2 separate regions of the Homo sapiens genome follow, and region 1 is linked to region 2. Evidence: chromatin loops called from intact Hi-C (ENCODE). Cell type or tissue: body of pancreas. All regions are shown on one strand. Links, peaks and the distances in the headings refer to the core of each region. The heading gives the core; the rest is flanking DNA. Region 1 has its middle 120 kb from the start of MIR4689. Region 2 has its middle 350 kb from the start of MIR4689.

Evidence for each region. A loop is a pair of places that touch in the nucleus more often than their neighbours do. Peaks named below come from ENCODE experiments on the same cell type or tissue, not always from the same donor. Only the 100,000 strongest peaks of a DNase experiment are listed, where the experiment ranks them.
Region 1: a loop joins it to region 2, with 2.9 times the contacts of the local background. A loop is called at or near these places in 92 of 110 quality-filtered maps.

What each region holds. Positions count from the first base shown.
Region 1 is chr1:5,743,892-5,749,253 of GRCh38, forward strand. No RefSeq gene overlaps it. Among named protein-coding and RNA genes, the nearest start is that of MIR4689, 120 kb to the right of the region's middle. RefSeq lists an enhancer at 1,907-2,703. In body of pancreas, for the core only: a CTCF peak has its summit at 2,092 (motif pointing left); a DNase peak (open chromatin) is centred at 2,090; H3K27me3 peaks cover 1,043 bases.
Region 2 is chr1:5,511,545-5,516,906 of GRCh38, forward strand. No RefSeq gene overlaps it. Among named protein-coding and RNA genes, the nearest start is that of MIR4689, 350 kb to the right of the region's middle. In body of pancreas, for the core only: a CTCF peak has its summit at 3,192; DNase peaks (open chromatin) are centred at 2,497 and 3,217; H3K27ac peaks cover 1,034 bases.

The sequences.
Region 1 (5,362 bases), core at 113-5,112, 230 kb after region 2:
AAGACATCCAGCTCCAGCCCAGCCACAGGGCTCCAAACACTTTTCTGGAGAAAGTCGGGCCTGCCACGCTCACAGAGCCCAGATCCAGCTCTGAGTGAAGCTGGCTGGGCCTCGACCCTGGGTAACTGGGCCCCAGCGCAGAGTCTCCATGTGCACCTGGGGGGGTGTTCTTTTTTTCTTTCTTTTTCTTTCTTTATTCTTCCCTCCCTCCCTCCCTTCCTCCCTCCCTCCCTTCCTTCTTCCCTCCCTCCCTTCCTTCTTCCCTCCCTCCCTCCCTTCCTCCCTCCCTCCCTTCCTCCCTCCCTCCCTTCCTTCTTCCCTCCCTCCCTCCCTTCCTTCTTCCCTCCCTCCCTCCCTTCCTCCCTCCCTCCCTCCCTTCCTCCCTCCCTCCCTTCCTTCTTCCCTCCCTCCCTTCCTTCCTTCCTCCCTCCCTTCCTTCCTTTCTCTCTTTCTTTCTTCCATGTATTTATTTAATTTTACTCACGCTACTTTGACCCTTTCAACTGAAAAAAGTCCCAGCCAATCCCCACATCCAAGAGCCGGCCCTCCTTCCAGGAGCTCCCAGTGCTGACACGGGGGTAGGCCTGATGCTGACTGCATCTGGAATTCAGAGAAGCCAGAGGTCAGAGTGAGCCCCCAGCTCTGCTTCCAGCTCAGCCCCTCCCTGGACCTCAATTAACCCCAGGCCTGAGCTGAGTTTAGAATCCTGTAGCCTGTCTGAGATTCAGCTTTGATGACCAACTCAAGCCCCCAACACACACGCACGCTCACAGATACAGAGTCACTGGCACAGAGACACACACACGTACACACAAAGAGACACACAGACACACACAGGAAAAGACACACAAACTGAGAAAGCGACACAGATACACACAAACACACAGACACACACAGAAATACACACAGACACACACAAGCACGACACATACACAGATACACAGAAAAAGACATACAGACACACAGACAGACACACAGGAACACAGAGAGACACACACACAGATACACACAGAGACAACACACAGGCACACACACATCTGTGACGCTCTGAAGACTCAGGCAGGGCTGTCCGTCACCCAGCACAGCCTCATCCTGCCAACCAGGCTGGACAGGGCCCCTGAGGCCATTGCGGGGGCAGAGCAAGTTTGCACGGGGAAACCCACGTTCGTTCCCTCATAACGCTGGCTGCAGCATCCCAGGCAAAGGCTTCCCAGGCTGAAGGGGGCTCCGTGCAGGAGGAGGGGCCCCCACATGCCACCCCATGCCCCACTTTCCTCCCTCTCTCTTCCCACCTGCCACCTCCGGCTCCGCGGCAGGGAGTTCTGGTAACAGCTAGACACACGGGCAGAAACCCACAAAAAGACTCACACACGTGTGTGTGTATTCCAAGGAAGAAGTGAAAGCTCTGCTCCCGTTGCCATGGCAACCCCACCCGGAGCTACAGCAAGAGCTTTAATTGGCAGTACTTATTTGGCTGAAACCCCAAGAATAATCAACAGGAGATTAGAAACATTAAAAACCAGCAGGAGCATCCTGGAGAAGACGATGACAGACAGGACGATCCCCCTGAAAACTCTATTGATGACAGTAATGACAATTGTACGGTTTATTGCGTGACCGTGTCACGCCAGCCTGTGCTAAGTTCTTTGCATGTGTTATTTCGTTGGATCCTTCCAACAGCCCTTTGATCATTTCTCCCATTTTGCAGATGGAAAGTTCTCTGAGGCTCAGAGAGGTAAAGGAAGTGGCCCAAGGCCACACAGGATTTAAAGACTGCTTGGAATGACTCCGAACGCCACCTTGGTCATGACGGTCATGAGCACTGAGCTTTGCCTGGGGTCCCCCAGAAGGCACCAGCGTCAGCAACTGGGACCCCTGTAGCTCTTCCAAGGCAGCTGACACCCCCTATGCCCCCAGTGGCTAAAGACCACAGCTCAGCCAGCCAGAGGGCCTGGCCAGGGTTGACCTCCAAGACACCAGCCAATGCCTGCGTCCAGGTTGCTGCCAGCTTTACCCCTCAGAACTCCCGTCCCTGCCGCTCCTCCGGCCACAGCATCCACCCTGCAACCCGCCATGGGCCTGCTGACCCCTGGTGGCAGCCATGGGGCATGGCACCAAGACGTGGACTTAACTCCCAGACCCTAAGGAGGAGGGCGCTGGTCCAGGAGCTCCCCATGCTTGGGAGAGCCCCTGCGAAGGGTTCTGGGGGGGGCCAGAGCCAGGCAGGCAGGGCAGCGTGGCCAGCACCCAGCACCTTTTGCAGGCGCTCAGAAGGGAAGAGGGGGCTCCGGGAAAGGCTGCCCTGTAGTTGCTCCCTTTTCTGCTCAGGCAGCAGCTGACAGGGGAGGCCAGTTAGCACCAGGGATCCTCTGGCCATGACAGTCCTGCCACCAACGACAAGCAAGTGAATGAGGACTGTCCTGCCCAGAGCCCAGCCAATCGGCACTGCAGACAAGGGACGCTGACCTGGACTGGGTCCCTGGCCAGGTCCTAGACCTGGAAGGGCTCTGCCATCCCATTCACAGCCCCCAGGCCACTGATGGCAGCACCTGGACCTTGGACCCTGGACCCTGAGCCCTGGTCTCAATCATGACGTCTGTGCCGGTGCTGTCTGAGCGTGGCTCCCCGGGGAGCCAACATCGCACCAAGTGCCAGGACCTCCGGCTTTGTCTGTTGCATGATTTCTGGGAGCAAACAGCCTGCAGCCGCTGATCAGCAGCCATTGGACAGGCACGGAGCAGACCCCACCACGACGGCAGCAGCAAGTGGGCTTCCCAGGCTTCCCAGGCTTCCCAAACGTGTATCCACTAAACAATTTAAATTGCCTTTTTTTTTAAGCAACTGGCATTTACTCTGTTGGCATCTTATTAAACTTCCCCCTCTTGAGCTCCTCAAATATGCAAGTCACTGTCATTCCAAATAAGGGGACTAACAGTTGAAATGGTGAGGCAGCGGTGTGCACTGTGACCCGCCTTCCCGGGAAAGTCAGAGCACAGAAGCGGGGTGAGGACCGCACCTGCCAAGCTGCCGGTCAGGAGCACACCAGGTGCAGCAGCCGGCTTGCTCCTCTGCCTCCCTGAGCGGCAGCCCAGACCTGAGCCAGCAGAGGAGCTCGGGGTGGATCTGTGCAGGGCTCAGCAGGACCACGCTGCCCACCTGGTGCTGGGGCTGAGTAGTTCCAGTGTGGGGCCAAGGCCCCTGCTGGAGGAAGCCATGGGCCATGATCTTCCACAGGGTTCTAAGACCACATGGGGTAACATCAGCAGGGAACTCTGAGGAGACCAGAGACATCTGAGGAGGCCACTCCCTTACCCAGATGTGAGGAGCCAGGGCCACCTCTGCCACGGGCCTGCCTTTAGGAAGCAGCACTCAGTGACCCAGTGAATTGGATGGGGACCAAGGGCTCCCTCTGCCCCTTCTCACATCCCTAACAGAGAAGTCAGGTAACCTGACACAGCCTGTCCCCTCTCACTGGCCTGTGTGCAATCCAGGGGGCACAGAGAAAGAAGAACCAAAGGCTCTGGGGCTCAGAAAGCTTCAAGCCCCTATGCAGGCCTGGAAGTGCCAAGGCAGAGCCTCTTCTCCAAGCAAGTGCAGAGAAGGCTGTGCAATAGACTGACAGCAGGAAGGGAGGAAGGAGGGGGGAGGAGGGAGGAGGGCAGAAAGGGAGGGAGGAAGAACGGTAGGAGGGAAAGAGGACAAAAGGGAGGGAGGGAGGAGGAGAGGAAGGGAGGAGCAGAGGGAGGGAGGAAGAGAGGGAGGGAGGAGAGGGAGGGAGGAGGAGAGGGAGGAAGGAGAGGGAGAGAGAGGGAGAAAGAGAGGAGGAAGAAGGAGATGGAGGAGGGAGAAAGGAAGGGAGGGAGAAAGGGAGGAGGGAGGGAGGGAAGGAAGGAGGGAGGGAGAGAGAAAGGAGAAAGAGGGAGGAAGGGAGGGAGGAATGGAGGGAGGGAGGAGGGAGGGAGGAGGGAGAAGGGAAAGGGGAGGGAGGCAGGAGGGAGAAAGGAAGGGAGGGAGAAAGGGAGAGGGAGGAGGGAAGCAAATGGGCGTTGGAGTCAGAAGAGCCTGGAGTAAACCTAGCCCTGCTGTCTACAAGTCGTACCACTTTGGGCAGGTTCCTTACCTCTGGCCTCCCTTTCCCCACATGTAAAATGGGCTCGGTAGCAGCTCTTCCCTGGCAGGGCTGTTGGGGAACGAAGCGGGGCTGTGTGACATCAAGTGCTCAGCACAGCGCCTAGCACAGCGCTCAACAGTTACTCCCTTCCTGCTCGGTGTCCATTCAGGGCCCCCCTTTCCCCTCCAGGTGATGCGTGCTCAGCGGGTGAGGCCTGTGAACCCCTGGGGACCTAGAGAGGCCAGACAGTGTTCACAGGACCCCGGAATACTGAGCGAGAGGCTACAGTGTCCTGGAGAGCCAAGGGCCAGGGCCAGAATCACTCGTGCTGGGGAGAGCTCCCTGTGCACGCTGAAGACAAGGGAGCGTGCAGTTGGCCCTGGGCTCACATGCTAGTCCCCAAGTGGCAAGTCTTCCAAATGCAGCAAAGTCCCCTATGTGGCCAGAAAGTCCCCAACAGCACAGCACTAAGGAGCTCAGAACCTGAACCCGAGGACCGTTCGCCCCTCGAGGTGGATGAATGACTCCCATGGGCAGAAGACCAAGTGGGAGCCTCTGGGAGTCTGTCCGTGGAGTCCTGGGCTGATCCGCAGGGCCGTCGATTCTGTCTGATGCCTGCAGAGAGGGGCCTGGGCAAGATCCATGTTCTTGAGCAATGGACATTGTCCTCTCTGGCTCCAGCAGTGCCCTCGCCCAGCCCCAGCAAGACTCACAACTGCAGTGTGGACAGAGATAATAGCTGCGGTTCACGGAGGGCTGCAGCCACCTCACTTCATCCTCCATGAAGCCCACGTGAGCCGGCAGCACTGGGGTTCATATTGGCCCTTTCTTACAGATGAGAACATGATCGCCACTGGGAATTCAAACAACTGCCCAGCCCTGCACCTTCAGGAGCAACTGCCCCATGGTGCAAACTCAGACCCTCCTCAGCCCAGCGTCTCTGGCCTTTGCCTGGGAGAAGGGCCTCGGGTACTCCCAGTCCTGCAGGCTGGGGCTGTCCTCCAGCAAAACCAATTACTGGGAGACGTCTCTGGACCTGGGATGGGCACTGCCAGGAGGGAAGGCGGGGGCCGCCAGCAGGAACACGGAGCTGCCAATGCACCAGGATTGGGACAGGGTGCCAGGGGCCAGTCCCTCCCTCCCATGGTGTCCTGGGCCCCTGCCACAGCAACCAATGTCCATCAAGCCGAGCACAAACACCACGTGGGTGGGGACGTCACAGGCCCAAAAGCTCCCGAATCCACGGGAGGA
Region 2 (5,362 bases), core at 108-5,107:
CAAGGCTGGGTGTTGCCCTTGTGTGCCCACACATCACCCTCCTTCAGGAGTGGCAAAAGCACATGAGGCAGAGGCTGTGTGTGTGCGCATGTGTGTGTGAGAGAGAGAGAGAGGGAAAGAGAGAAATGGAGGGAGGGAGAGAGAGAAAGGAAGATCATCTCTTCAAGCCAGGCTCTTAGAAAAAGAGCATCAAAAATATTTTGTGAGGAATTTCCTGAGTTCCACATCTTTAACTCTTGGAATAGAGGCAGAAGGAGATTGTAATTAAAATTGGTAGTGGGGCGGGGGAAGCATCATTATATACAGAATTTCTAAATGCCTGGAAGTGATCTTACGAAGACAAATTGGTTTTCCAACCCCACCCCAGCTATAAAAAGTTATAATTGAGTCATCAGCACCCTGCTGAACTAGGAGTCTGGATTGTTTTTAGGTAGATGAATGAACTTGAGAAAATTCTTCTCTCCAGGCCGCGATTTCCCTTAGTTTTCAAACTGCATCCTAAAGAGTGCGGGGCTTCAGCTGAGAAGCCTCATGGATGGTGGTCTGTCCCCACTCCCCCACTCCTGCCATTCAGGCAGGAGGCTCCCCACACCTTCTCTGTAACCCCCAGCTTCAAGCCAAGCTGCTCTTCTTAAAAAAAAATGTCGTATATCTCCTGAAGGAGGTTTCTTTTGAAAACACTGGAACTTAATAACTTCTGAAGTCCCTTCCAGTTCTGATGCCAGGCAGAACTGTCTGAAATCAGGTGGGGGCCATGAAAACTGCCCTGCACAGCAAAGCAGGCCCAGAAGCTTCCACCATTCAGCTGAGCCCCATAGTGAGTCCATCCTCCTGTGGTCACTCATCCTGCCTCCTCTCTGCAGGTGCCAGCTGGGCCACATGCTGGACTCAAGACTTCTGCCTTTGTTCAGAGCACTTGTCATCTCCAGAGGGCCCTCCATTCTCTCTTCCACCATCCTAGTGCCCAACTATGCACCCTATAAAGACAGGACTATGCTTTTCAGCATGGCATGAACTTGGCATGCAGTAGATGCTCAATAAATATTTGCACAATAAATAAGCAAATGCTGCCTCCAGGGTCATGCTCTACATTTGTGGTAGACAGAATTCTGTCCCCCTAAGGATGTCCCCACCTTCTGAACCTGTGAATATGGTACAGCACATGGCAAAAGGGACTTGGCAGGTATAATTAAGGATACGGGCTTTAAAACAGATTATCCCGGATGAGCTGGGTGGGCTCAAGTTCATCTCACAGGACCTTAAAAGCAGAGAACTTTCTCTGGCTGGAGCAGGAGAAGGGAAGCAGAAGGGGAGGTTAGAAAGATTCAAAGAGTGTCAAGGACTCAACCTGCTATTGCTGGCTGTAAGGATGGAGAAAGGGGGCTGTGATCTGGGGAATGCAAGAGGCCTCTAGAAGCTGAGAACAAGCCTGGCTACAACCAACCAGGAGGCAGACCTCAGTCCTACAGCCACCAGGAATTGAATTCCACCGACAACCCTTATGAGCAAGGAAACAGAACCTCCCTCAGAGCCTCCAGATAGGAGCCCAGGCTGGCCAATGACTTGATGTTGGCCTCCTAGGACCTGGAGCAGAGAAGCCAGTCATGGCCCCAAGCCCCACCCTAGACACTTGCCCCTCCCTTTACCCTGCATGTCTCATCTCAGCTTGGCGTCAGCTTCTCAGAGGACCCAACTGACATAGAGCTTGCGCCGCCAGCCCCTGAGGATGAGACACACAAGCGGTCAGGATCCAGGTGGGCTCTGGGTCCCTGCAAGGTGCAAGGACAAGGCTGAAGCTGTCCTGGGCTGTCTGGCGCCGGCTGCTCCAAGAGCCCTGCTCTTATGATGTCTGGCCCCCTCTGTGAGCATCCCTGCTGATCGGCTGGAGGTGCAGGATGGTCGGGGGCTGGCCCCTGCTGGAAAGGGTCCCATCTGCCTGGGGTGGCCTTGTCCCCATTGTCCCTCTTGTCCCTGTGGCACTTCTTCTCATGGTTCATTTCCATATTGGAGCCGTAAGACCACAAAGGACAGGGTGTGGACCTGGGGATGAAGCCAAGGAAGTATGGTCTTCACTCAGGCCCCAGTGCAGGGAATGGTACACCAAGCCCAATTCAGCTCACCAACGGCAGCCTCAGGCCTCAACCACTGGCCAGTGCAGCCCATGCCATCCGGAGGCTGTTGGAGGGGGAGGCTGTGTCTGTAGCTCCATGGTGGCCATAAGGGGCATGTGACAGTGAGCAGTCTTTTCCTGCAGGTCCAGTGATCTGACCGCCCTGGCAGCACCTGAGGGTCACAGTTTCAGGATCTTGAGCAAACTTTTTGTCTGACAGACAGTATGCCACCCCTTCCAAAATTTCAGTCCTCCTAAGAGGCTTCTGTTTACACACCACAAGAAAGCAGCCGCTCCTCTTAGGCCTGACACTTCTCTTTTTCAAACATTAACCAAAAGCCTGGCAGGCTTTGTGTTTAGAACATAAGGGACACACCCTCCCCCAACCCCTCCCAGTCTCCCTGCCTCCTCCGAGCACCTGCACAGCCAGTCTGCTTCTCCCCTACCCTTCCCGCATCCAATCCTGCACCTGCCATTCCACATCTAGGTTTTCTCTCCATCCACCCCTCCCTCTCCATCACAGCGGCCACCCTAGCCCAAAGCCGTCTGCTGCAGCCTCCTATAGGATTTCCCTCTTCCGCCTCCCCCTCTACCATCCATTCTCTGCAGAGCAGGCCATGCAGAATTCTCAAAGCAATGAGTGTCAGGTCACAACTGGGCTTAAAGCCAACAATGACTTCCCTCTGTGGGTGGATTTAAACAGGAACTCCTCTCCTCTCAGTCCTCCTTTGCACCTCTGTTCCTCCTGCTCTTGTCCTCTCACTGCTTGGACCTCTGGCTGGTCCTTGGACAAGCCTGCTCTGTTCCCTTTATGGTCCCTGGAATGTATGTTCCATGGAGACGGGCTGTTGTCTGTTTCACCAACAGAGTTCCATCACCAAGACCCTGAAGCACAAAACCCATCCATAGTTGTTGAATGAAAGAATGAGTGAGTGAAGCGAGTAAGAAATAGTAACTGGGTTTAAAAGCTAGAGGAGAGATAGTAAAGTTACACAAATGCTAGATGAATATAAATGATCTCAGTGCAGTTCTGCACAGCTGGTGCCTATCAGGTGCAGTGCCTGCAATTCCACTAATGGCCACCGGGGGCGCAGCGAGGCGGCAGAGCTGCCAGGCCCCCAGGCCGACCTTGCAGGAGGCTGGGCTCACAAAGCCAGATTTCAGCGTCTACTCCGGTCTCATGTGCTTTTTCTGTAACAGTGTAACTTTTGATTAAAATAACGATGTGCATTATTCATGTCATTACTATAAATATTGTCTATTATAAAGAGATTAGTAAAACCACAGGTACAAGTTATATCTGTTTCCGAAATAGACTTAACTGTTTGTCAATGAGGAAGTAAGCTCTGAGCTTACATCCAAAGCCCAGAGCCTGGCCTGAGTCCCTTCCTGGAGTCAAAAACCTCCTGGACCATTCCTGCACCAAGCACGATGTCTTAGTCCGTTTGTATTTCTATAAAGGAATACCTGAGGCTGAGTAATTTATTAAAAAAAAAAAAAGTTTATTTGACTTACGATTCTGCTGGTGGCAAGATTGGGCATCTGGTGAGAGCCTCAGGCTGCTTCCACTCATGGTGGAAGGTAAAATGGAGCCAGGTGTGCAGAGGCCACAAGGGGAGAGAAGACACAAGAGAGACAGGGGAAGTTTGCCCGCTCTTTCTTACAACCGGCTCTCATGGGAACTAGTAGAGGGAGAACTCACTCATTACCTTGAGGACAACACCAAAACCTTCATGAGGGACCCGCTCCCATGACCCAAACACCTCCCACCGGGCCTCGCCTCCAACAGTGGAGATCAAATTTCAACAAGAGCTTTGGGGGACAAATACTCAGACCACAGCACAGGACTTCACTTGTTACATCAGCTCACCTGTGCTTTGCATGACCAATTTGCTTTCTCTGAAGAGGATGTCTCAACAGAGCCTCCTTGGCCCTCTAACTGGCTCAATGACAATTCTACTTGATCCCTTTGATGGCCCAAAGGGCACACCCTGAACCTTCGGGGGTGGCCACTGGCCCACCAGGCATCTCATGGCAGCTCACCCTCAAGAGCGGCTACACGCCCCAGCCTGTGTTCATGGAGCCCTAGATCCTTTGGCTCTCAGTCATCTATCTTTAGCCCAGTTGCTGGCCTCGGTCTGCTGGCTGTGCCCTGGAAGCTGGCCTCTGTTCCTTTGTGTCTTCACGTCCATAGATGCTCTTCCTGAACCAAGACCGTGCCCTTCCTACAAACTCTGAATTGACCTGTCTGCTCCCTGTTATCAGGAACTCTCTACCCTATCCCAGTCTGTAAACACCCATCTAATCTCTGGCAAATTCCTGGACCAAACAGAAGCCCACCCCCACCACCTGTGTGGGACTGGGTTATACTTTCAGTAAGACAGAGAACAGCTGAAAGGATGCATACTTACTCAAAAACAAAAGCCCATCTTTCCCCTCAAGCCACCTCCCTACTCTCACCTGAGTTGTTTCGTGGCTGGGCCATTTACTAGCTGTGTGAGCTTAGCAACCTCTCCAGGCCTCAGTCCCCCAACCTGTAAAGTGGAGGGTAATTAAACCTCCCACACCATAGGGTTGTTGCAGGGATTAAAGACGGTGATTGCAGGTGCCTTAGTACTTGACAAGTAATGAGAGGCTGGGAAATGCTCACTATCTTGTCTGATCTTTGGTATAAAAGTTAGTTATTCTGCAAAAGTAAACTGGTCTTGTAAACTCTAGTGGATTAAATTTTGTTTGTTTACATATAACAGTGGTTGTTTTATAACAAAGCACTGCATTTGTTTCTTCAAAAGATCTAGATTTATGTTCTTTTTACAAACACAGTTTATAAAAAATTATTTAATGTCTCCTCACTTAGTTGGATTAGACACGGCCTCGCCTCTCCCCCACAACACACACACACACACACACACACACACACACACACACACACACACACATGAATGGATACAGAAGCCTGAGGCTGTGGTCCACAGTGGTTAAAAGCCAGGAGCCAGCGTCCTCCACCTGGCTCCCATTAGAATCACCCCAAGAGATGCTGCCAGGCCCCCTCTGTAAGCCACAGTCATCAGGGTCTCAGGGTGGGGGCTGGGTGTCATGGTTTTAAGCCTCTCCACGCATCTCCAATGCACTGCCAGGTGAAAAATGCCGCGTTAAGGTCATCGGAGTGGCAACTGAGATGAACCAATCAGGGACAAGGTTCTACGAGATTTTGCTAATGTACCAGGGCCCCTGCCCTGAAATAGGTGATCA